Regions from separate parts of the Homo sapiens genome. Here regions 1, 2, 3 and 5 are each linked to region 4. A link is a loop called in an ENCODE intact Hi-C map of the cell type or tissue named here. Cell type or tissue: endothelial cell of umbilical vein. All regions are shown on one strand.

Region 1 (4,000 bases), 76 kb after region 4:
ATAGGCTGACTAGCTGCTAACATACTGCAGTCCATCTGGCTGTGAACAGCAGAACAAAAAGAGCTAATTAGCACACTGTAACAGCCACTCTGGGGCTTTGGGGTCACAGGCACCCCTGCCTGGGTACCACCACATTCCCCTTGGGGCAACATGCCTGGTCTGGCGGCAGGCCCTGCATGGAACTTGCTTCTGTGTCGGCACTTGGAGTGGCCAGCTGGACCCCACACTCACTCACTCATGTGTTCCCTCCCCCTAGGGGCTGAGGATGCAGTTGTGCAGCTGCAGGAGTTACAGGCCGGAATGCAAGCCAGATGTGGCCCGGTGGGCCGTGTAGAGGGTGTGCCCCCTGCTGCAAGTCTGGCAAAGGGGCTGTGAAAAATCCTGTGTCACCGTGACCTTGTAAGTCCTATGTTAAAAAATGCAAAGCCACAAGATGCAAGAAGCCTGGGTACCAAAATTATCGCTTGGAGGAATGTTACCCATCTATCAGGAATACCTCTTTTGGACCTTACATGAAAAGGAAATACACTTCTATTTTCTTAAGCCACTGAGATTTGGGGTTTATGTGTTATCGCATACTTTACCTTAACTGGTAAAGATAAATGCTGTACGTCTTAAAATAAAGTACTATTTTTCTCCTAATAACAGGGATATTTTCATTGTTTACTATTTGGAAAATACTCCATACTAGGTGTTAATGTCATCTGAAATATGTTTTTAGGAATAACTCTTTGGAAAATAACTTTGCTAGTCATAACTTTCTTTCTTTTTCCTGAAAGTGGAAGGTAAAGGAGGAGGAAAAAACCTCAATCGAGATGCATTATTCTAGTTAAAGTTCTAGCAATGACTCAGGTTATTCTAATAACTAAATTAACTCAGCGAATCAAGCAATTTTGGAAATTGCAACTTTCTCAGGGCTCCAAGCCATGATACACTCAATGTTTCAACAACAGTATTTCTACTTTACTACTAGGACACAACTTGGGCTTTGGTAGAAATTTTCTCAACATATTTCAGTACATACGGAACATTTTAAATTATTTCTTATGTAATATTTCTAGCACTTTGACCAATTTATTTGTGATCAGGGCAATCTGGATATGAATACATTACAAACTACTATGAATAAAAGTCTGTTTGTTTTATGTATGATTATATAGAATTAACTAGCTGGTGTTCATCAGACATCAGCTAAGATCACCCCCACCCACCTCTTTGTAATTGACCTGAAACTGACTTGAATTCCCGAAACTTGATTAACTCAATTTCCTCAAATATCCCAAGCATTTTCACATGAGAGTACAATTTAGTGAATGAACATTTGGAATGACAAGGGAAGAGGAAGTATAAATCTCTATACTAAAAAGCAATCATTTAAAATATGATTATTATGTATTCATATATTAAAGAAAGGACTCTGACCTTCATCTCTTCTCCTATTTCAGCTTTCAATTCCAGTTCATGTTACATACAAAGAATTTGAACTATTTCCTTGTTTCACTATCTCCTTTCAGATCATGTCCTCAGAGTTTCATTCTCTACACCTAAAGCACTCAATCAATGTAATCCTAAGTAAAGCTGCTCCAAAGGCTCGGGTGACATCTGTTAAAATAACTACCCTTACATACACACACACACACACACACACACACACACACACACACAAACACGCGCGCGCGCGCAGTATCCTCGGTTTATGGTTCTTGGTGATTCTGAAACAGTGAGAGAAATAATGAATTTTGAACATAAGATGTAATTAAAAATAGTGCTTCTTAGAATTAACATACACATTACACACGTTACCTGTGAATTGTGAATCTTATTAAAATGCAGATTCTGAGTCCATAGTCCATTCTGGGGTGAGATCTGAGATTCTACATTTCTAACAAGCTTCCAGTTGATGCTAATGCTACCAGCACTTGGGCCACAGTTTGAGTACCTAGATTGTAGAACATTCAAATATTCATTGTAGGGTAGAAAAAAATTCTCACCCATTGTAAGGGTCATGGCTGTGGCATCTATAATACAAGACAGATTAATGAGAGAAAACCATACAAATCTGTTTAATATAAATTTTACACGACATGGGAGTCTTCAGAAATGAATACTCAAAGAAACAGGGCAAACTTTTTATAGATAGTTGTGCATAAGTATTATTGGGGGACAAAAGGGTACGATCTTGTAAAATTAAATCATTCAGACTTAAAGCTGTTGGAACTTTAAATTATTTTGAGCTTTGAGAGGAATGTGACTATGTGGCATGAGTCATGTAGCATGCAGCTGCAACTTCTACTTTTTCCTGCAAATCATTAGGAAAGGCCTTGTGGCACCAGAGATAAGACCCCCTTCAGATCATCACCCCTCCTCACAGAATGCTAAAGCAACCTACCTTGGAATGTAGCAAACTATAACCAACCAAACTGCTATACCATATATATTGACCTTGTATGGAAAATGTTGCAACTCTGTTAACTGCCTATATAAGTGAAACCTTAACTTTCCCACTTTGGAACGCTGACCCATTCTTTTATAGTCAGTGTTTCTGGGTGTCCATCCTCAAGCTTTGCACTCAAATAAACTCGAATAAGCACAGTTGATTATATTTTCTGAGTCATATTATTTAAGGTTGACAGTCTAATGGTAATAAACTAGAGGGAACTTAGCAAGGCATGTTTGTTCAGATTCTTTTTTGTGTTCCTTTGCCTTCAGAGATAGGGACATTCCTTTCCTCAGGTATAGAAAGGACACCTCTGGAATGAAGGTTTTATGGCCTACTTTAGAGGAAGGTCAGATAATTCTTTTATGGCCTGCTTCAGGGGAGAACGGTGAAAGAAAGCCAAGAGAAACCTTCCTGCTTCTGCTATTATTTCAAATGCCAAGGTGCCATTTTTGGGGGTAGCATATCCTGAACCCCGTAACTATCCATTTACTGGTATTGTTCTGGTCACCTAAGAATCACGTGGAGAAGAAGAGTGATTAGACATACAGCCAACTGGACCCTCTTCCTTGGAAGTTCTGATTAGGTACACCTTTTAGAAAACTCTTTGGATGAACCTAACGTTGGGAACCTCTGATTAAGGCTTCTGCTCCTCAAAGTGGGGTCCTCAAACAAGCCGGACTAGCAGCCTTCAGGAGCTTCATAGATATGTAGAATCTTGGGTCTTAACCCAGCCTTACTGAATAAGAATTTACATTTTAACAAGAATCTCCGTTGATTTGTATGTACATTGAAATTTGAGAAGCGCTACTCTAGAATATCATAACAATACAGTGGAAAGAGAGAACTGGGGATATTTTAAGTGCAAAACATTAACATCATCATAGCCAACACTCACTGGAGAGTCAGAAAGTACGTTATATTAGTATGCTGTTTTACAATTCAAATTGTTTTCAGACATGTTTTTCTTATTCAATTTAATCAGTATCTCTCAATATCCTTCTGGGAGACAGGTATTATTCTCCTACTTTTATAAATAAATCTTGGTTTATTACTGAGGTTAGAAACTAAGTTGTTTTTGTTTTTTGTTTGTTTGTTTGTTTTTGAAACAGGGTCTTGCTCTGTCACCCAGGCTGGAATTCAGGGACACGAACGTGGCTCACAGCAGCCTTGAACTCGTGGGCTCAAGTGATTCTTCCTCCTCAACCTCTCAAGTATCTAGGACCACAGGCACACAACACCATGCCTGGCTAATTTTTAAAATTTTCTGTAGAGATGGGGGTCTCATCATGTTGCCCAGGCTGGTCTTGAACTCCTGGTCTCAAGGGATCCACCCACGTCGGCCTCCCAATGTACTGGGATTACAGGTGTGAGCCACTGCACCTGGCTGAAACTAAGTTTTATTCAACTTGGTAAGACTCATACATTTTAAAAGCTAACATTTACTATCAAGGGAAGAATCCTTAAAACGGAACTTGAATCTTACTCAAAATAGTCTCTCGGTCAATCAGTTAGTATATGTTTATGTGAAGAGGAAATTTACTTGCTCATCCTGAACTTATT
Region 2 (4,000 bases), 88 kb before region 4:
GACTGAAAGGAAAGTTCATCTTCAGAAGTCGGCACAGAGCAAGACTCATGGTTGAGGTTCTGTAGATATTAGCCATTACCATTCCTAATATCTCACAACCACAGTGGAGGTAATAATTTTTCAAGCAGTTTTATGCTTATTGTCTCATTTGACGAGAGTATTGTTCAAAAAGTAGGGGAAGGTGATTTTAATGAACTGAATATTTATGTCCCTCCCAAATTCACATATTGAAATCCTAACATCCAATGTGATGGTATTAGCAGGTAGGGCCTTTGGGAGGAAATTAGGTCATGAGGGTAGAGACCTCATGAATGAGACGTGTGCCCTTATAAAAGAAACCCCAGGAAGTTGTCTTACCCTCTTTCCTCCTGAAGAAGGATCTCACCAGAATCCAGTCATGTTGGCACCCTGATCTTGGACTTACAGCCTCCCGAACGATGAGAAATAATTTTTTGTTGTCGTTGTTTAAGAAGCCCGTTCTATGGTATTTTGTTATAGCAGCCTGAACTAAGACAGTGAATTTAGCCGCACATTAAAGAGAAGATGACCAAGGCAAAAAGATGGTGAGAAATTTGCCCAAGGTCACCAGTGACTTAGCATCAGTTCAATCTGGAACTGGATCCCCAAGACCCCAAGTCTCATGCACTTTTTTCCACCAGTGCTTCTCAAAAATTAATGTATACTCAGACAATCTGGGAATCCTGTTAAAACACAGATTCTGATTCAGCCAGTCTGGGGGAGGTGCTGAAATTCTGAATTTCTAACAAGCTCTGAGAAGGCGCCAATGCTGCTCGTTCATGGAACCCACTTGGAACAGTGAGGGTCTATAACTGGTTTCATCAACCTCTGGAACTTATGATTCCTTGAAGCTAAACTTTCATCAGAGTTCGAAGAAAAAAAAAGTGTGCAAAAAAAAAAATCACAAAACATATAATGAGATAACTCCCAAAGTTATTATAATCTCACTACTGTGAAGTTACAAGGGAGTTTATTACCAAAATACCCATCGAACTTCAAAGTGTCAGTACAAACAGGCAACCCTCAATTTTGCCAAGGCCTACAATCAATGAAAAGTTTCTATTCTGTTGCCTGATTGGAGGTCCTGCTGGGAGACACAAAAGTCCCTTCCCTCCTTCCCTTCATTTAGCACCAGGGAGTTCATTACCAATGGGGGCTCCATGCAAAAGAACATTTCTCTATCTTCTGAAAATTGATTGCTCCCTCTCTCTGTACATTTGTTTTTCATTTACACAGATATTTCAGCTATTTTTGATTTGTGGTGTAACCTAGGTAACCTAAATCAGCTAAAATAAGAACTAATTCCAACCTCCAGATCAAATGGCAAACCACACCTGAGCTTTGCACAGATCAAGTAGCAGAAGGAATAGCGAGGTTTTTGTGAGGAGGGCTGCCTTCTTTGATCTGATGTGGCCCGGACAGCATGGGAGCCGGTGCAGATGTGTAAGAGAGGCTCAAGTGCCACTTTGGAAGATTCACCAAGAAGAGTGCATTCTTCTCTCTTCTGGTTTCTCCATATTGTTCTTTTGGGTGTTCACTTTCAGATTCTGCTGGCCTTTGCATATTAGAGAAGAGGTTGGCAAACTTTGTCTGTAAAGGGTCAGCCAGTAAATATTTTCGGCTTTGAAGGCCACATACACGGTCTCTGTCACAACTACTCAACTGTGCCCTTTGAGCTCAAAAGCAGCCACAGACAATATGTAAACAATTGGGCATGGCTATGTTCCAAATAAACTTTATTCATGGACACTGAAATCCTAATTTCAATTAATTTTCATTTGTCATGAAATATTATTTTCCTTTTGATTTTTTTTCACCATTTAAAAATGTAAAAACCACTCTGCTTGCAGGCTGTATAAAACCAGGCGGCAGGCCGGAGGACTTGGCTCACAGGCCATAGTTTGTCTACCGTTATACATATTAGAGTCATACAAGTACAGCCAAATGCAACATTCTCATAAAACATAATGTTAAAAATCAGATGGAGAATAGACCTCCAGATTTCCTGCGTTTATGATGACAGCTTTACAGGAAACCAAAACTGTGTGCTGGGGACTGTTCTGGGTATTCTGCAAATGTTTTTTCGTGTTTGTCTTTGGTATATAATACATTCTCATTTCCTAGGGCTGTTTAGTTTGTGAATGTGAAACTGTCGACTTCCTGTGTCAACTTCAAGTAGCTAAGTTTTCCTATTTGTTTGAATTCCTGTAGTGGACCCTCATCTTATATTTATTTATTTTGGCTCCAAAGACTGACCATATTCATAGTAAGAGTTTGGCAATGTAAGTAGTCATTTTCTGCAAAGAAATATATTCTGACCGAATCATTTCACTGAAACCTCCTAAACCATGAACTTTTATTCTAGAACTAATAAGTGTTTGTGGCAAAGTTCTTTAGCCCTTTGGCTTGTACATTTTATGGCTACAAAAAGGTAGTTGGAATTTTTTTTTTTCGTGAAGGAATTTCATGCATAGCCCAGGACTGTTTTAAGTGTAGAATTTATCTTTGCAACATGCATCTTCAACATGCATGTATGCTTTCTGAGTATGTGCAATTATTCTACTTTTGTGTTAGATGTTCTAAGCTTTTGTGTCTTTCTTGTCACATCATATACAGATTCCTTTCAACCATTACCTTATACATACCCTTTAACTTCAATAGCTTTAGCTGTAGGAATGTCTGTAAAGTCACAAAATTAATTTTCTCCAAACACCACATTCATTTATCCCTCCCCTTAGTGGCACGAACTTAACACAAGGCACACGAGCTTTCAGACTTGAGATTCTTTTTTTATGACTTCTTTAAACCATCATCTAATTGTTGATCTGACAGATTGCATACTCAGAGTAAGTTTATTAACCAGAGCATCTTTTTTGATACCATAAAATTAATTTATTTCTGCCCCAAGAGTGCATTTTGGGAGTGGGTTAGTAAGAAACATCTGAATCATAATCATTTTTGGAACATCCCTTGTACTCCATAAAAATAACATTGATTCAGAACCACTCCCAATTCTCTGCTCCTTCAGGAGACAGGATAGTGGAATTGATTAGCGCTCAGCTGCTGAATGCTGAAGGACGCCCACAGGCCTGGAAAAGACTTGGCTAGGCCTCTGCCAATACCCCTGACGGAAGAAGGGAACATTGGTCGGCTCCCTTTCAGATAATGTGCTTGGGTTTTGCCGTACCTTTGAAAAGACATTGAGACATAAAGGCTTTGTCAGAAGAGGAGGAGGATGCAGGAGGGTGAAGGCTGCAGCCTTGGCCCAGCTGAAGTGCCCCACACAAATTTTCAGATCTCTGACATCTGTGTTTCCTCTGGCCTGACCTTTTCCTAGTCCTTCCCTGGCTTAAGGGGTAGCAGTCCCAAGAATACAAGCCTATGTCACAACACCCTGCATGATCAAGGACGTCCCTGGGTGGCCTAACAATAAAAGCACAGCATTCTGGAGGAAAGAACAAAAAATGGACAAGAAGAATGCCAAATAAGCAAATCTGCAATGTCATAAGGGTCAAGGTAGTCAATGTCTGTTTTATTGCCAATTCACAGAACAGAAAAAAATGTAGCTTTAAAACGATAACAACAACAATAAAAGCATATCCACTGGCACATCTTCCTTGTTTTCAGTGATTAATGCTTTGAAGAAAGTTGATTGGAAGAGAAACACAGTCATCTTAAAATACAGACATGTGCTTTTTTGCTTATAAGCAACTGTAGCTCAGAACTCCAATCACTTCTGTTTTGCCCTTCAAATTTCCATCCGTGGTAGACATGTCAAGAAGGAACACCCCATTATTCTCAATTAGCTGCCCTCCTGGAGGAGGTAGGTACACACACGATGCAAAAGTCATTTCTGTTTGACTCAAGATTAATTATTATTGTTATTATTATTATTATTATTATTTTGACACAGAGTCTCGCTCTGTTGCCTAGGCTGGAGTGCAGTGACACACACAATCTTGGCTTACTGCGACTTCTGCCT
Region 3 (4,000 bases), 50 kb before region 4:
ATGCATTGCATGTGGGTCAGCAATGGGATTGGGGTACTGGTTTGGCATAAGGGATGACAAGTGGAAACCAAGGAAACCCTTGGAGTTCCAGCTGGGACTCTGGGAGAATTCTGGTATCCTAAGACAAAGAAGTCAAGAAGAACAGCTGTTTTGTGGGGTGGGTAAAAGACAGAGCAATTTTCATATTAGAAACTTCAAGTCTGAGGGCATTTTTGAGAGCAGGAGGCCTGGAACTTGGAGAAAGGTATTGGTCAGAACAGAGGTTGACTGCCTGCTTTTCTAAGGTCCATGAGCTAGAGAATAGTTTTCACACTGTCAAGTGGTTGGGAAAAAAAAAATCCAAAGAATAATATATTGTGACAAGTGAAAATTACATGAAATTGAAATCTCAATGTTCATAAAGTTTATTGGAACACAGCCATGCCCATTCATTGACATATGGTCTTTGGCTGATTTCATGCTGCAATAGGAGAGTTGAGTGGTTGCAATAGATTGCATGGCCTGCAAAGCCTGACAAATTTACTATCTGGCCCTTTACAGAGAAAGTTTGTTGGCTCCTGAATTAGTGACAAACTTGGGAGGTATGGCCTCCCAATTGTGATTCTTAAACCTGAAAGAGTGAGAGTGATCCAAATTAACAGTGTATAGAAAAAAGGAGCCAGGGCCAGTCCTTGGGGCTGCTTATGTTTGGGGACCAGAGATAGGTAAAAGAATCAGTGAAGATAGTAAATAAGTTGAAATAAACCTCAATTTAATTAAACATGTCAACTCCCAGACTATTTTATTGCTTGGTACTTAAAACACACTCCCAAGAGGAAGATTAATTAATAAAGCTGCAGTGTGGGATAGCTATCCAGCTGGAAGCAGCACAGGCCCCTAACAAGGTTTGTTTTTGGCAAATTCCCATCTCCAGTCTTCTCTTCTCCCACAATAGGGTGAAGCATCCCATTCCTGCCTTATCCCCAGAAGGCCTGGCTTCCAGACATCTGTCTCAGAAAGAGGTATGAGGCAGAAGGTTCCACTAGGTAAATTGTTGATAAAAGCTCAAGTGCAATTCCTGCCCTAGGATTTGGACTTGAATAAAGGGACTCTCAAGACACTGAGGAATGACTCTCAATTCTGGAAAGTGTAGGCACTTGCAAAGGGGCAGAGAGTTGTGTGAGAATATGGAGGAGGAAGATTCTTGGATGGTCCCTCCAATCAGGCCAGTTGTATGTGCTACGTATGTAGGGGTTGGACCCACCCCCTTGTCCAGTGATCTTGGAGAAGTCACTTAAACGTTCTCTTTTGGTAACTCATCTGGAATTAGGGAATAAATTCTAAGCAACTTTTAAATAAGAAGCATAAAAGCATTTGAGTCTTCAGATTTGCTTAATTGATCATTGCAGACGGTTGTGTCAATAACAATGACGTTTAGAGGAAAAGGTGAAATTGGTTTCTTTTTCTTTTCTTGGACTTAGCTCCAGGAGCAGGGAACAGGAAGCCATTCCCAGAAGTTGCTTTCCCCTCCCACCCCTGAGTACGTGGCAGGGCCAACAGATGTGGCTGAATGCCCAGGCCCAGGGCCATGAGTACTAACCTATGCCCTGGAAAGCAGGAAACACATTGTCTTCATGTACTCTGCAATTTGGGAGCAAACACCAGCAGCTCTTGCAGGGGGCCTTTGTGGGTCCAAATTCAATGGACTGTCTGCTCTCTCTCACCACTGCTCCACCTTTCATTTGTCTGAACGTGGAAACACACACACACACACACACACACACACACACACACTCCAAGCGCTTTTACTTTTCCTCACTCAACAACAATGCAGAAAACTTCTGTGACCAAATATGTGTGTGTGTGTGTGTGTGTGTGTGTGTGTGTGTGTGTGTGTGTGGCGGGTGGGGGGGTGGGGCATTTCTCTACACATCAAGGAGCAGATCAGCTGCATGTCCTCTAATTCAGTTCTGACACTCTCTACCCAGAGAGTGTCAGATCCCACAGGTTGAGGGCTCAGTCCCCAAGACTGCCCCCACCCCCACTTCTGATACCAATTAAAAGCTGCAGGTTATTTTTCTTGTGCTTCTGACCGACTGGCTATAATCAGGTTGCCCACAATCCCCCTTTCTTGGGTTCAATTAATTTGCTGGAGTGGCTCACAGAACTCAGAAAAACACTTATGTTTACTCATGTATTATAAAAGATGTTACACAGGATACAGATGAAGAGATGTGTAGGGCGTGGTATGAGGGAAGGGGTGCAGAGCTTTGATACCCTCCCTGGGCACCACCCTCCAGGAACCTCTACGTGGTCAGCTATCTGGAAGCTCTCTGAATCCTGTCTTCTTGGGTTTTTCTAGAGGCTTTATTACTTAGGCGTGATTGATCAAACCATTGGCCATTGGTGATACACTCAACATCTCCTCTCCCTTCCCTGGAGGTTGGGAGTGGTGCTAAAAGTTAGTCTTTCTGGGTGACAAACCCCCATCCTGAAGCTGCCTAGGGGCTGCCTGCTATCAGTCAACTCATTAGGGTACAAAAAGACAACACTTTGGAATTTCTAAGGATTTTAGGATTTGTATGCCAGGAAACAGGGTCAAAGACCAAATATACATCACAATATCACAATTTGCTTGTTTTTTGTTTCAGCTTGGGATCAGCCTTATTTTTAATACACAGATGCTCTCCTACACAGGAACCCCTTACTTATTAGGGACCTTTGAGATTCCTTTTCAGATCCCCCTGTTGCCATGGAATTGTAGCTGGAACATCCACTCCACTTCCTACTGACTGGCTCCTGACATTTCTCAGTCCCCAAATATCTCACCTTCTCCCAACAGCCTGAATTTTTGTTTTCTTCACCCAGTTTCTGTTTGCAATGGCATTTGTCAGATTTTCACATATCAACATCCTTCTTAATAATGAGAACCTTTTAGGCATTCACATTCTCATATAGATCCACTCAGTCAGATTGCTTTCCACTTAGCTGAATCCACCATATAGAGAAAAGGAAGCTTCTATTGCAGGAATCAGAAGACGAGATGATTCTAGAACATGAAATATTGGTAATGGCTCATCAGGATGGGGTGCTAGTGGGAGGGATAGGAAAGCCTGGGAGCCCTGGGAAACCTGATAATCCCAAAAGAAAGGCAATAGAACGTGGCAAAGGAGCATAGGAAAGGAGCTTGTTGACCCACACCTGCGCTGCACTATCTGTAAGAGTAGTTCTGCGACAGCACCATGCAGAGGAAACTCCTTTAGTCCACTTCTTCACCTGCTCCTCTTCCCCTTATTTTCTTCTTTTCCCTCTGCCTCAGTAGAGTGAGTCAAAGTGGAGTCCTCTGAAATGTACTTTGGCCCTAGAGTCCTATGGATCCGTGTTCACATTTTGAACAAGTTACTCAATCACTCTGAACCCTAGTGTGTACATCTACAAAACAGGGGATCTACCCTGAAGGGATGCTGTGAGAATTAGGTGGAATAATACATGTAAAGGCATCTGCACAAGTTAGTTTTTTTTCTTCTCTGAAAGCACTGACTGGAGCTGCTCAGGAAGTACCAACTGGTGCCAGTTCCCCAATGAAGTATGTGTGTGATAAATTATCCTGCATATCTATATGCACACACCCCTATTCACTTAGCTTATCCAAAAAAACTAGAAGCAGCATAGAGGAACAACATTAGCAGACTTTGCTTGGGGGAAATCAGACCTTGGATTCCCCTGCCTCCCAACCCCCAACCTCACCAAATTAGTATATTATCAGGTTCCATCTAAGCGTGTACCCATGGCAAATGCACTGTTCACTGGTAGTTAATGGAAATAATGCCCATCCAATATGGGGCCACCAAAACCTTCATAATACAGTGCGGTTGCTGACCTGGAAATGATCTCAGCAAGCATCTGGCCCGCTAACCATCAAACCCTCCCACTTCCTTCTATATATAGGAAAATGGAGGCACAGAGAATTTAAGTGCTTTTAGAAGGTAATAGTTGAGAAAAAACTAGGACTAGAACTCAA
Region 4 (4,000 bases):
CTGTGACTTCTGTGTTGGTGGGAGTGTAAATAGTTCAACCATTGTGGAAGACAGTGTGGTGATTCCTCAAGGATCTAGAACTAGAAATACCATTTGACCCAGCAATCCCATTACTGGGTATATACCCAAAGGATTATAAATCATGCTACTATAAAGACATATGCATGTGTATGTTTATTGCAGCACTATTCACAATAGCAAAGACGTGGAACCAACCCAAATGTCCATCAATAATAGGCCAGATAAAGAAAATGTGGCACATATACACCATGGAATACTATGCAGCCATAAAAAAGGATGAACTCATATCCTTTGCAGGGACATGGATGAAGCTGGAAACCATCGTTCTCAGCAAATCACCACAAGGACAGAGAACCAAACACTGCATGTTCTCACTCATAAGTGGGAGTTGAACAATGAGAACACATGGACACAGGGAGGTGAACATCATACACCAGGGCCTGTTGGGGGGTGGTGGGCTGGGGGAGCGATAGCATTAGGAGAAATACCTAATGTAAATGAAGGGTTGATGGGTGCAGCAAACCAACATGGCACATGTATACCTACGTAACAAACCTGCACATTGTGCACATGTACCCTAGAACTTAAAGTATAATAAAAAAAATTTAAAACCCACTAGCAAAAAAAAAATGTTCTTTTTTTGGTTATCAACATAAAATAAACTTTCTAGAATTTCCAAAAATTTAATCAGATATCTCAAATTTCCTGAAGTCCTGTTTGTTGGTGAATTCTTGGTATTTCTTTGAATCGTTCACTTTCAGTAATCATCCCCTCAAGCTAATTTTATCATTCAGAGAAGAATCAAATCTAGTTTCCAAATATCCAGAGTTGTGAGTCTAATTTTATCCCCAAACTGAAATATTAGCTAGTTGTCCCATAGATTGCCCCTGGTCTCACCAACCTTGTTTTGGATCTGCTGAGGAAGTCTCACATCTAGTATCTTTAAAATGAAGTTTTGATCCTGATTCCTAGTTCCATATTCTGGTCTCTATATAAATTTCCCACCACATTAATTGATAGTTAATTACAGGACTCTCTTGGAACTGGCCAACTTCTTCCCACCAGTAATTGACTCAGGCCCAAATTGGATGTCGTGAACTGGCACTGGACTCAAGATGCCCCTTTGTGTCTACTCTCATTTGAACCCTAGAGCTGAAGCTTGAACATTCTGAATTGGTATGCAAGACTGGAGTCCACTGAAATAGGGCTGGGTGAGAGCACCTGGATTAAATTCCCCCCACATTTTTCCTGGCAGTTGTGTTACCATTTAGGTTGAAGGAGGCCATCTTTGTGAGTGGAAATCCTCCAATACACTCATGACTTCACCAAAGACAAGTGTGACATATTCTTCCATTCACTTGAACATTCAAATGGATTTTCTAGAAATTTCTAAATACTACCAGAATTAAACACTTCATGTCCTAGGAGAATAAATACAAAATAATCTGGGGTTTCACTTTCCATGATTTCAGTTACCCATGTTCAACCAACGTTGGAAAATAAGTATGAGTATAGTATAATAAGATATTTTGAGGCTGGGCACAGTGGCTCACGCCTGTAACCCCAGAACTTTGGGAGGCCAAGGCGGGCTGATCGTTTGACATCAGGAGTTGGAGACCAGCCTGGCCAACATAGTGAAACCCCATCTCTACTAAAAATACATAAACTAGCCAGGAGTGGTGGCACACACCTGTAGTCCCAGCTACTTGGGAGACTGAAGCAGGAGAATTGTTTGAACCCAGGAGGCAGAGGTTGCACTGTGCCAAGGTCACTCGACTGCACTCCAGTCTGGGTGACAGAGTGAGACTCGGTCTCAAAAAAAAAAAGAAAAAAAAAGATATTTTGAAAGAGAGAAGGAGACACCACATTTATTTAACTTTATTGCAGTATATTATAATGGTTCTATTTTACTTTTAGTTATTGTTCATCTCTTACCATGCTTAATTTATAAATTACACTTTATCATAGGTATGTATGCATAGGAAAAAACAGTTCATATAGGGTTCAGTGTTATCCAGGGTTTCAGGCATCCACTGGGGATCTTGGAATGTATCCCCCATGGATAAAGGGAGACTATATCTACAGACACACACTCACACAAATAGGTCACAGAAGAGTTTCACTGCATGGGAAAGGGATTATCCTGGTGAAATACTAAGCCAAGTATCGGTGTCCATTTGCTCATTCTCATTAGGATTAAACTGAAAGCTGTTTATCTGCTGCTAGTTGCACAGGGATATATCTTGGCTTTACTTTCCAAATGGATTCTTGGCACAGTTGCATTGTTAGGGATATGGGATCCAAGACAAAAAGAAAAAAAAAACCAACATTGTGCTTAAGGAGTATACAAGAATTATGATTCCTAGATCTTTATCTACCTTGATGTTTTGAAAACTTGCTTTAAGAGAAATACCATGGGCCTGGAGTAGAAGGACAGGAAGGAAGGGGAAGCTGAGAGAACAGCCAGGAAGCTGGGACTAACAGCTGTTCTATTTTTCTGAACAGGGGGAATAAAATTAGGCAAGAGTTACAAATGCATGAGTGTAAAATAACAGCATGTCCAAGCAGGGCAGGGGGGTGGTGAGTCCTTATTGCTTGTGGGTAAAGGACAATTAAAATTAGTTTATGAAAAGTTCATAAAGATGAATAAAGTGAAAGTACTCAGCAAGGTATTCATCTCTCTCTAACACAGGCTTTTCCTGCTGTAGATGCATGAAGGGCGTGCTGAGATTCAATTAGTTTACCACCTCAGTGGATTTCTGCTATACGTACAGATTAAATACCAATTTCTATTCATTTCTGCCTTTCAACATTAAACCAAGGTGTGCGTAATGACGACAACAGCTTTCAACCAAAGGCCACAAAGACAGCTTCACAGGACTGAGCGACGTATCCACCTGGATTTATCTTTATGCAAAAGTCTTCATTTATGGCTTCTTTCTTTGTTCTTTCTCCAAACCAACCACTGTAAACTACACAACATGGCTCTTTTGCTTATTCATTTTTAAAAAGTCTTGTTTATTTATTATATAGAGATGGGGGTCTCACTATGTTGCCCAGGCTGATCTCAAACTCCTGGCCTCAAGCAATCCTCCTGCCTCAGCCTCCCAAAGTGCTGGGATTACAGGCGTAAGCCACTATGCCCAGTCCATGGCTCTCTGTTTATACCTCAGTTTTAAAAATCAGAGTAAACAGTCATTTTGGGCATTTGTTTTTCTGATAAAAGCTTCATAAATGTGCACACTCTTTTGCGTCTGCCTGCTCTCCCCACAGGCCTGTTGCTGCCCAAATCAGTGTGAAGAGTATGCCTTAATGGAGAAAACTACTGCTAAAAAGAGTCCATTAGCCCAATGGATGAATTTCTTGGACTGCATTAAAATCAGTTCAATCATTTAACACAATTATTAAATGCATAATATATAGCGGACCATTTTAGGCATGGAACACAGCACAGCAAATAAAACAGACACAAATCCCTGCCTTTATGGAATTTAGACCCTAGTGGTGATATAGGAAAAAAAATGAATAAAGGGAAGAGGGTTGGGAATGCCCAGGGTGGCGGTGGTAGAGCAGCTTTATAGCAGTTGATCCAGGGACGTAATGTTTGTGGAGATGTTTGAGCAAAGAAGGAGAAGGGAGCCAAGCAGATGTTTGAGAGAGAACATTCCACAAAGGTGAAATAACAAATGTGAAGGCCATGGAGTGAGACTGCCCTGCTGATGGCAAGGCTACACTGATGCCAGGTTGGCTACAGGGAGCAAGGGAGGAAGTGAAGCATAGTTTGGAATTATAATTAAAATTTCAAAAAAAGCGTTCTTTCTCAGCCTGATTCCTACTAGGATAATATTTCTCATTTTCCTTCTCCTTTTAGACAAGATAAATGATTTGAGGTGGGTTATTACTAGAAATTATTAAAAATAATAATAAGGCCATGCTCTCTGATATAGTTTCAATTATTACATTATTATCATATATGAAC
Region 5 (4,000 bases), 110 kb before region 4:
TGCTCAGCATGCCACAGCTGATACTTTGGGGTATCATTCTCTGAGCCCCAACCTCTATAAAATCCAGGCATCCAGATATTTGGACTATGTAATACCAAACAAACCAGTTGATCTGTTTTTCCTGAATTGGACAAACTATTCTGACATTGCATAAGTACAACCAGCATGATTTAAGTTTTATTTGCAGACAGAAACCAATTGGGACTGACCTGATTTTCTATGTTAATTAATCAAATATTGTTGTTCAAACATTTTGGTACCTCTCAGCTAAAAGAATTTAAAAGTCCTGTTACTTTAATCCTGTTGTGGAATGTTTTTTAAAACTTATAGCTAATTAACAATCTTCATGGGCAACTAGAGCACCTCAGGCTCTGGTAAACATAAGGGATCAATGGTTATTAATCAAAGGTGGTGTAGTTGGAAGAAGCCTGGAGTAGGAGGCAAGAGACCTAGGTTCTACTGCTTGCTTGAGCTGAACTGTGCTTCCTTAAGCTTCCATGAGAGTAGATACCTTCTAGCAAAAAAAAAAATAAGAGAGAGAGAGAGAGACTAGATACTTAAGGAAACATACATTTGTAAAAAGACTAAAACCAAAGTGATTAACTACTGTCTAAATATAATTCATTCCCAAAACAGGCAAGCAAACAAACAACAAAACAATCCTAACAATGTAGGTGTTTATGTACCTCCCATATAAAAAGGATCTGAAACCCTGAAGCCACAGGATTCAACCAGGCAAGTAGAGAATTATTTTCTTTATTTTAAAACAATACTAAAGTCATGCATAATTAATGCTGAAAAATTAGAAAATAAGGAAAAAGAAACTAATCAATGAATAAAATCAATTAAAACTCTACCACCCAGTAAAAACCACTGCTAGCATATCAGTGCTATATTCGTCCATAGATCCATATACATACATGATGCATGTATATTTCAAATGGGATCATGTTGTAGCCACTGTCCTGAAATCCTGAAATCTGCTTCTTTGAGCTAATGCCGTATTGTGAAGCAGCTTGCGTGCTAATAAATATGCATCTTCATCACCCATTGTAATGACTACATTATATTCCATTGTAGGCTTGAAAATATTAACAACTAACAAACCTAGTGCTTCCTCTGTGCCCAGCACTTTTCTAAGCACTGTAACAGCATGCCTGTGAGGTAGGTAGTATGATTACTCCTGTTTTACAGAGAAACTGAGTTAAGGAGAAGGTAATTAACTTGCCATTTGGGGTTCAACCCCAAATGGTCCAGGATCAGAGTCCAAGCTCTGAACACCTGGCCATGCTGCTCCTTGCCTCTTCCTTTTGGTTGGATCTTTATGTTATGTCTAATAGTTCATTATTTTAAACAGTGCAGGTTAATTTAAACCTCTACGTCCTCAAAAGAGTGGTGGTGGAGGGTGGAGGTAGAAGGGGAAGCATTGATAAGAGATGACTTTTTAATAAGAGAGTAACAGAGAGACATTCTTTTGGATAAAATCAGATTAGAAGGTGTTCATTCTCATGGTAAAAGTGAGAGCTCATAAAATCACTGTAGTTACTTAGGGGAGGGGGAATTTTCAGGCATGTGCAGAAGGCGTATTTGCAGGACTGTGAGACAGACAGATTTCACCAATTACATAGATCTACATGGAAGAAAATGTTAATAGCAACTGCGTAGTAGAAAAGAGTAGCCCTGCTAATGAAAATACAGAGTTAATTTTCTGTAGTCTGAACTTTGACCCATTGTGAAGACAGAAATAGAAGTCCTTGGCAATTAGAGTAGGAACTTGCTGTGAAGGAAGTGAACATTCATTTGAGACTGGGTGTGGTGGGAAATAAAGCAAATGATGACTCACAGACAGATCAGCGGACAAGGCGAGGCTAGGCCTGGGAGGAGCGAGGAGACCTGAACGAAGCTAGGCAGGCGCTTCTCTGTTCAGACTCACAAGGCGTCACTGGCTCACTCTGGACACAGAATATCTTTACTGATAGCTGCACATCATTATTATTTCATTTTACAAATTACACAACTGGCATATTCCCACTGTAGAATAGTTTTAAAGTGAGATGAATAAGAAGAAAGTAAAGTGAAATCCATCCATTACCTTAGACATTCTTAGATACCCATATTAAGAGTTGGCATATATTTTCACATTATTTTCCTATATACTTTTAAAATAAAGATGGGATTTTCACCACTCAACAATAAACATATAATTGCATCATTTTTCATATAATGGGATGCTATGTAGCCATTAGAAATGATAAAAATATGTTATTTGACCAAATAGTAATGGGCATTGTGCGTACATGGTCTTAACTAGCCAGTAACCATTTTTCCTTTGGTTCATGGAATTCATGAATTCTACAAAGTTAATCTTATATTGGGGTGATCTCATTGACTTTTAAGTGCCACTGCAGTTAAGTAAGAGTGGGGATGGGGTATGAACTTCAGGAGTGAAAAAAAACAAAAACAAAAACAAAACAAAATGCTTTATTACAATATCTTTTCCAAACTACTTTGGATGGCCCCGAGGAGGTCAGAAAAAGAGGAGAGCGATTATCATTAATCTTATTCCTCTCTTTACAGCCACATTAACCTGAAAGAACAAAAATGTAGAATACCTTCCTCATCTTCTCACTTTTTCTTTAACTCTCACATAGTAAGGAATCCAGAAGAATAAGGCTACAAAGCTACAGGCAAAACAGTAACAGGAATGGCAAGCATGTCCTGTTTGTGGACTAAAAACACAGAGCATTCCTTGGAAAGCCAAACTTTTGATATTGAGATTAGAAAGAGGTTTTCTAGGGCAGCACATGTCCAAGTATTAAACACAAGTCAGATCTTATGAAAGTCTAAGCAGGTCATAAAACAACCCAATGAGCTTAGAAGAGTGGAGAGCTATAGTTAGAGTGCCTGGACCCTTGATTATCTTATTTCCATGAGCTCTAATTAGCATAGTACAGAAGACATTAATGCAATCAGCCACAATTATTTATTGAGTTTCTACTATGTGTCAGATGGTTTTTTGGGTCGTGGGTATGTAATACCGAACAAAAGCATCATGGTGCCTACCCTCACAGAACTTATAAATTAGCAGCAGGGTGGGGAGTGGGGGGTGGTAAACAAGTGAACAGGTAGACAAATCATTCTAAAGAGGGACAAGATTCTAAATAGACATTTTTCCAAATAGGCTATTCAAATGGCTAATACCCACGTGGAAAGATCCTCAATTAGTCATAAGGGAAATACAAATCAAAACCACAATGAGATATTTCATCAAACACACAAGAAGGGCTATTATAAAAAAAGACAAACAACAACAAATGTTGGTGAGGATGTGGAGAAATTAGAACTCTTTTACACTGCTGATGGGATTGTAAAATGGTAGAGCCACTTTGGAAAGCAGTTTGACAGTTCCTCAAAAGTTTAAACACAGAGTTACCATATTGTTACCTTATGCAATAAAGAATTTGGGTCGAGCCCATAGGGTAAAGTGAAAGAAAGTAAAGGAATAAAAGAATGGCTACTCTATAGGAGTAGGATCACTCCATAGTAGTGGCATGAGCTGCCCGACTGAGTATACTTATGGTTATTTCTTGATCATATGCTAAACAAGGGGTGGATTATTCTTGAGGTTTCTGGGAAAGAGGTGGGCAATTCCTGGAAGTAAAGGCTCCTCCCATTTGTAGATCATTTAGGGTAACTTCTGGACATTGCCATGGCATTTGTAAACTGTCATGGTGCTGGTGGAAGTGCCTCTTAGCATGCCAACGCGTTATAACTAGTGTATAATGAGCAGTGAGGACAACCAGAGTTCACTTACGTTGCCACCTTGGTTTTGGTGGGTTTTGACCAGCTTCTTTACTGCAACCTGTTTTATCAGCAAGGTCTTATTGACCTGTATCTTCTGCTGACCTCCTATCTCACCCTGTGACTGAAAATGCCTAACCTACTGGGAATGCAGCCCAGCAGGTCTCAGCCTTATTTTACTCAGCCCCTATTCAAGATG

Evidence for each region. Peaks named below come from ENCODE experiments on the same cell type or tissue, not always from the same donor. Only the 100,000 strongest peaks of a DNase experiment are listed, where the experiment ranks them.
Region 1: it touches region 4 in a loop (4-fold over the local background); 5 of 110 quality-filtered maps call a loop at or near these places.
Region 2: a loop joins it to region 4, with 10 times the contacts of the local background. A loop is called at or near these places in 10 of 110 quality-filtered maps.
Region 3: it touches region 4 in a loop (3-fold over the local background); 8 of 110 quality-filtered maps call a loop at or near these places.
Region 5: it touches region 4 in a loop (4-fold over the local background); 12 of 110 quality-filtered maps call a loop at or near these places.

The regions. Positions count from the first base shown.
Region 1 is chrX:13,285,626-13,289,625 of GRCh38, forward strand. All of the region lies in intron 1 of LINC02154 (long intergenic non-protein coding RNA 2154), which reads right to left. Among named protein-coding and RNA genes, the nearest start is that of LINC02154, 16 kb to the right of the region's middle. In endothelial cell of umbilical vein, no CTCF peak of the experiment used is centred here; a DNase peak (open chromatin) is centred at 2,406; H3K27ac peaks cover 2,723 bases.
Region 2 is chrX:13,122,003-13,126,002 of GRCh38, forward strand. No RefSeq gene overlaps it. Among named protein-coding and RNA genes, the nearest start is that of FAM9C, 79 kb to the left of the region's middle. In endothelial cell of umbilical vein, no CTCF peak of the experiment used is centred here; a DNase peak (open chromatin) is centred at 2,079; H3K27ac peaks cover 2,581 bases.
Region 3 is chrX:13,159,614-13,163,613 of GRCh38, forward strand. LOC105373134 (a long non-coding RNA gene) reads right to left here. Exons shown (of 3, transcript XR_001755798.2): 1 at 2,809-4,000. Among named protein-coding and RNA genes, the nearest start is that of FAM9C, 120 kb to the left of the region's middle. In endothelial cell of umbilical vein, no CTCF peak of the experiment used is centred here; a DNase peak (open chromatin) is centred at 1,618; H3K27ac peaks cover 1,713 bases.
Region 4 is chrX:13,210,046-13,214,045 of GRCh38, forward strand. No RefSeq gene overlaps it. Among named protein-coding and RNA genes, the nearest start is that of LINC02154, 91 kb to the right of the region's middle. In endothelial cell of umbilical vein, no CTCF peak of the experiment used is centred here; a DNase peak (open chromatin) is centred at 2,386; H3K27ac peaks cover 2,437 bases.
Region 5 is chrX:13,100,073-13,104,072 of GRCh38, forward strand. No RefSeq gene overlaps it. Among named protein-coding and RNA genes, the nearest start is that of FAM9C, 57 kb to the left of the region's middle. RefSeq lists a silencer at 2,778-3,072. In endothelial cell of umbilical vein, no CTCF peak of the experiment used is centred here; DNase peaks (open chromatin) are centred at 1,829 and 2,779; H3K27ac peaks cover 3,193 bases.